Regions from separate parts of the Homo sapiens genome. Here region 1 is linked to region 2. Evidence: read pairs that join two places in POLR2A ChIA-PET (ENCODE). Cell type or tissue: Panc1. All regions are shown on one strand. Links, peaks and the distances in the headings refer to the core of each region. The heading gives the core; the rest is flanking DNA. Region 1 has its middle 20 kb from the start of BCAS1-AS1. Region 2 has its middle 150 kb from the start of BCAS1-AS1.

Region 1 (2,917 bases), core at 160-2,659, 130 kb after region 2:
GTAAATTGTGTGTCATGGGGTTTTGGTGTACAGATTATTTTGCCACCCAGGTAATAAGTATAGTACGAATAGGTAGTTTTTCCATCCTCTCCCCACCCCACCCTCCACCCTTAAGTATATATGTGTTCATGAAAATACACAACTATTAAAAGTAATACAGCCAGGTGCAGTGGCTCATGCCCGTAACCCCAGCACTTTGGGAGGCCGAGGCGAGCGGATCACCTGAAGTCAGGAGTTTGAGATCAGCCTGGCCAACATGGTGAAACCTCGTCTCTACTAAAAATACCAAAATTAGCCGGGCGTGGTGGCGTGCGTCTGTAATCCCAGCTACTCGGGAGGCTGAAGCAGAAGAATTGCTTGAACCCACGAGGCAGAGGTTGCAGTGAGCCAAGATCGCATCACTGCACTCCAGCCTGGGCAACAGAGCGAGACTCCACCACAAAAAAAAAAAAAAGAAAAAAAAGTAATACATAATGTTGCCGATAGCTCTCTGAATACCCTTCTGTATCCCACCAGTGTTTGGTATAACATACTTCAGGGTGCACCACTCTTGCAGAAAAAGCTGAAAATTCTGTATCTTTAGTTATTTGATTTTTTTTTTGTTTTAGAAATGGGGTCTGGCTCTGTCACCCAGGCTGGAGTGCAATGGTGCCATCATGGCGCACTGCTGCCTGAATGTCCTGCACTCAAGCTATCTTCCTGCCTCAATCTCCCTAGTAGCTGGGACTACAAGGCGTGAGCCAACACGCTGGCTGGATTTCTGCATCTTTAGGTTCTTAATCCTTAACCTTTTTGCTTCTCAGTTTCTCATCATTAGAATGGGGCTGTTTCACTGTGCACAGTGTCTCACACCTGTAATCTCAGCACTTTGGGAAGCCAAGGCGGGAGAATCTCTTGAGGCCAGGAGTTTGAGATCAGCCTGGGCAACAAATCAAGATCTCCATCTCTACAAAAAATTTAGCCAGGCATGGTGGTGTGTGCCTGTAGTCTTAGCTATTGAGGAGGCTGAGGCAGGAAGATCACTTGAGCCCAGGAAGTTGAGACTGCAGTGAGCTGTGACCACACCACTGCACTCCAGCCTCGGCAACAGAGCAAGACCCTGTCTCAAAAAAAAAAAAAAAAAAAAGAGTGAGGATGTTTATAAAAAGAGTCATTATTATTGAGAAATGACTGAGCTGAGCATTTTGCACCCATTCGTTAATATAGCCTTCATAAAGTTTCCATAATGATGTGGTATTATTGAGGTGGTATCTATGAGGCCACCGAGGCACAAAGAGGTAGTTTTGTTCTGTCACACAGCTTGTCACTGCAAGGAGTGCGAACCCAAGACCATCTGAACATGAAGCCTTGACATCCTGCAGTCCTGCCTCTCTGTGCTAGCCACTTCATGGGGGCTGAGAGCAGCCGAATTAACTAACGATGAAGAAGATGCACTGGGGATAAAGAGGAGAGGCTACTTACTGGTGCTTGCCGTGGGCCAGAGACTCCTGGAAGTACTTTTTCTGTATCAACTCATCTCATCCTCATCATAGACGTATAATGGAAGTCTTAGTATTATTCCCATTTTACAAATAAGGATGTTGAGGTACAGAACCTTTAATTAACTTGCATCCAGTAAGTGCTGAACCTGAATTGGAACCTAAGGGGTCTGGTTCCAGAGCCTGTCCCCCAACCTGATAAAGGCATCACACAGATGGTACAACTGTTTATATCATCACCGGTGACAGTTTCAACTCTGCAACTGAAGACTTATCTGTCTGCCTCAGGCTCTTATTTAGCCCCTGCCTGGCCCTACCTTGCTTGATTTCTTTTTTATTATAAGATGGAATTCAGATGACGTGAGCCTTCTAAGGAATTAACTTTGTGGCAGGAAGGTGCTCATTCGTTCATTCACCTAACCAACATAATTGGTGTCTAGCTATGCAAGACACTGCACTGTGTGTCAACAAAACAGGAAAGCGGTTGTGTGTGATGGTTCAGATGGGAGACACAACAACCACACAGACCCAAGATCCACACCCCACATCCATATTCGTTAGCTTGCAGGAGTTCTGGTCTGAACTTCTCCAAGCATCTGTTTCCTCATTCTTATTCCTATAAAATAAGATGACTAAACTTGTCCATAATTTATTTTTTTCCTATAATTTTTTTTTTTTTTTTTGAGATGGAGTCTTGCTCTGTCACCCAGGCTGGAGTGCAGTGGCGTGATCTCGGCTCACTGCAACCTCCACCTCCAGGGTTCAAACAATTCTCCTGCCTCAGCCTCCCAAGTAGCTTGGATTACAGGCAGACACCACCATGCCAAGCTAATTTTATTATTTTTGTAGAAACGGGGTTTCACCATGTTGACCAGGCTGGTCTTGAACTCCTAACCTCAAGTAATTTGCCCATCTTGGCCTCCCAAAGTGCTGGTATTATAGGCGTGAGCCACCGCGCCTGGCCTTTTTCCATAATTTACTTTTTGAAGAGAATGTTCTAGGTGGATGTTTACTGTATACATACCTTCTTAATTGATTGTCTTCTGTTGAGTAGGAGAGTATCGTTATAATTTTCACCTTCCTATCCCCCTGATTATAAAAATAATACAGGCCCACAATCCTGTATCCCCGACCCAGGGGCCAGATGCATTTTGTAAGCCAAATTTTTTGCGCTTTTAGATGCATTTTGTTTACACTAAATGTCAAATAATACATGAATACCTCTTCAGAGAAATGTATGGATAGTCACACCACCTGAGAACATTAAAGACTTCATGGAAACTCAGAAGAATCCATATTTTGCTGGCGAATGAACTGTGTGGATTTTGGAATTATAGGTAAGGGATTATTAATGGGACCTGCATATGCTTGTGGTGGCAAATTTGGAAAAATACAGTGAAGTATTAAAAAGAAAGTAATCACATTAAAAAGAAATAACA
Region 2 (2,917 bases), core at 296-2,795:
CCCTCCTCAGCCTCCTGAGTAGCCGGGACTACATGCACCACCAAGCGTGTCTAATTTTATTTTATTTTTTTGAGACGGAGTCTTGCTCTGTTGCCAGGCTAGAGTGCAGTGGCGTGATCTCGGCTCACCGCAACCTCCGCCTCCTGGGTTCAAGCAATTCCCCTGCCTCAGCCTTCCGAGTAGCAAGGACTACAGGCATGTAGTCCAGGCACGCTAATTTTTTGTATTTTAGTAGAGAGGGGGTTTCATCATGTTGGCCAGGATGGTCTTGATCTCCTGACCTTGTGATCTGCCCGCTTTGGCCTCCCAAAGTGCTGGGATTACAGGTGTGAGACACCGCACCCTGCCCCATGCGTGGCTAATTTTAAAGAATTTTTTGAAGAGACGGGATCTTGCTCTGGCTGGCCTCTAATTCCTGATCTCAAGTGAGTCTCCCGTCTTGGCCTCCCAAAGTGCTGAGATTACAGGGGTGAGCCACCATGCCCTGCCTCAAACTCTTCAAAAATATATGCTTGGTCAACCTTTGAGATTCTTTTAGAGTGTTCAGGATTGGAGAAGAGATATGCATCTTTACTGATGGGAAAACTTTATTTGTTTATTTATTTATTTATTTATTTTTGAGACAGAGTCTCACTCTGTCTGCCCTGGCTGGAGTGCAGTGGCGCGATCTCGGCTCATTGCAACCTCCTCCTCCAGGGTTCAAGTGATTCTCTTGCCTCAGCCTACCGAGTAGTTGGGACTACAGGAGTGTGTCACCACGCCCAGCTAATTTTAGTAGAGACAGGGTTTCACCATGATGGCCAGGCTGGTCTTGAACTCCTGACCTCAAATGATCCTCCCGCCTTGGCCTCCCAAAGTGCTGGGATTACAGGCATGAGCCACTGTGCCTGGCTATTTTTTTTTGAATATTGAACTTGATTCTCATAAAGTATTGCTACCTTCATGATGCTGTAGGAGCTGGCTCTTTCTTGAGGGTAAGCCACAATCTCATCCACCACAGGTTAGCTACATTGGCTGCTTTCTGATTCTCAAACACAAGCCCTTGTCTACCTCAAGACCTTGGCACTTACTGTCCCTGTGTCTGGAATGTCACCTCTGCAGACTACCTGTTACTGCCTGACCTCCTTGAATTTCTGTACCTACATGATTTTTTCAGGAAGGACCTCCTCTACCCCCTCTCCACCCCTAGTTATTCTCTTTTTCACGATCTGGTTTTATTCTTCATAGCACTCACCCAAACCCAATTTATTGTTATTTTTTAGATTGTATATTGCCTACCTGCCCCTAAAAACATAACCTTCTTGTCAAACATGTTCATCTGTGTATCCGCAGTGCCCTAGCCCAATATCTTGCCTACAATCGGTGCCAAATAAGTAGTCTCTGAATTTGCTGTTGACTTGGTGAATTTATAAACAGGTAATCAACATTTGGTTGCAGTCATCTTTGATTTGTAGGCAACTGAATTTTATTTCCAATTGCCAAAAGTTGTCTTTATTTGGGATGACAGCACCAAAACCTTTGCTGTCTTGTGCACCATGAATATGAAGCCGAGATGTCAGGTGATACCAGATAAAGAATACGTCATGGCAGCTCTTTAAACATGTAAACATATTAAACATTCAGGGCATCAGCCCCTGGCTCGTGGAGAATTCCATCCTTTAGCACATGACAAGTTGGGGTTTACAGTCAAAGTCCACTTAGCAAATGTTTGTTCTACAACGTGCTTTCCTTTTGTTTCCTGTAAGTATGGCTTCATGCCCTGCCAGGATCTGAGGTCATAGAAACACGAGGAGACGATTAACATATCAATGGAGGGGTCTCTTTGGAATCCAGAATTTGGAATGATATTTGCATCTTGAGCTCAGAAGCCGTGCAGGCGAGCCTGCTTATTGATTGCCTTTAATTTCCCCTTAAAACAGTGTCTTTTTCTGAAGAAAAGATTAATAGAGGAGGGCTCAGTTTGTCGCGTGATTTATGCTCAAGTCCTGCCTCCTTTGCATTCAGAAGCGCATTGCAAGCTCGTCCCCACCCCTGAGATGTTTGGATTCAGTTTCTCAAGAAAAATAGCTGCTGGTCACCAAAGCTTACAGCTTAATTGAATTTGTCTTTGTCCACTTAATCTTCATGCTTACAAAAAGTGGGGGTGGGAGGATTTATACAGAAGAGATGTACCTAAAATATACACGCGATCATTAGGAGGGTGGGCTGAAGAAAGAGATATAAAATGAAAATGAGGGTGCCACTTAGTCTATGCTGCACTTCTCTTTGCTTAAGGCATTGATAAATACACTAGTATCTCCCCAGTATAAACATGAGAACCTAAGAAGTAAATTGTATTGTACCAACTCTGAGCTGTTCCATCATTTTTGTTTTGGCTAAAAATTTGTTTTTTTTCTTTGAGGGAAGAAAAAGACACAAAAGGAAAGTGAAGATTTCTGTGTTACATAAAGTTTGGGACCTCTTTCTATAAATAAATAGCTGGCTATATTCTGTGTCACTAATAATCATAACACTAATAGTAGCAATCAATTTATCAAGCACTTTTTTTTTTAGCCATTGCACTAAATGCTTTATAATTTTTTTTTTTTTTTTTTTGAGACGGAGTCTTGCTCTGTCGTCCAGGCTGGAGTGCAGTAGCGGGATCTCGGCTCACTGCGAGCTCTGCCTCTCGGGTTCATGCTGTTCTCCTGCCTCAGCCTCCCGAGTAGCTGGGACTACAGGCGCCCTCCACCACGCCCAGCTAATTTTTTATACGGGGTTTCACTGTGTTAGCCAGGATGGTCTCAATCTCTTGACCTCGTGATCCGCCCGCCTCGGCCTCCCAAAGTGCTGGGATTACAGGCGTGAGCCACCGCGCCCGGACTTTTTTTTTTTGAGACAGAGTTTTCGCTCTTGTCACCCAGGCTAGAGTGCAATG

Evidence for each region. ChIA-PET counts read pairs that join two places held together with the same protein. Peaks named below come from ENCODE experiments on the same cell type or tissue, not always from the same donor. Only the 100,000 strongest peaks of a DNase experiment are listed, where the experiment ranks them.
Region 1: POLR2A ChIA-PET joins it to region 2 with 11 read pairs; 16 of 35 experiments call an interaction of 5 or more read pairs at or near these places.

What each region holds. Positions count from the first base shown.
Region 1 is chr20:53,893,786-53,896,702 of GRCh38, forward strand. No RefSeq gene overlaps it. Among named protein-coding and RNA genes, the nearest start is that of BCAS1-AS1, 20 kb to the right of the region's middle. In Panc1, for the core only: no CTCF peak of the experiment used is centred there; no DNase peak of the experiment used is centred there; H3K27ac peaks cover 2,500 bases.
Region 2 is chr20:53,762,345-53,765,261 of GRCh38, forward strand. No RefSeq gene overlaps it. Among named protein-coding and RNA genes, the nearest start is that of BCAS1-AS1, 150 kb to the right of the region's middle. RefSeq lists an enhancer at 437-1,103. In Panc1, for the core only: no CTCF peak of the experiment used is centred there; a DNase peak (open chromatin) is centred at 1,697; H3K4me3 peaks cover 427 bases; H3K27ac peaks cover 2,500 bases.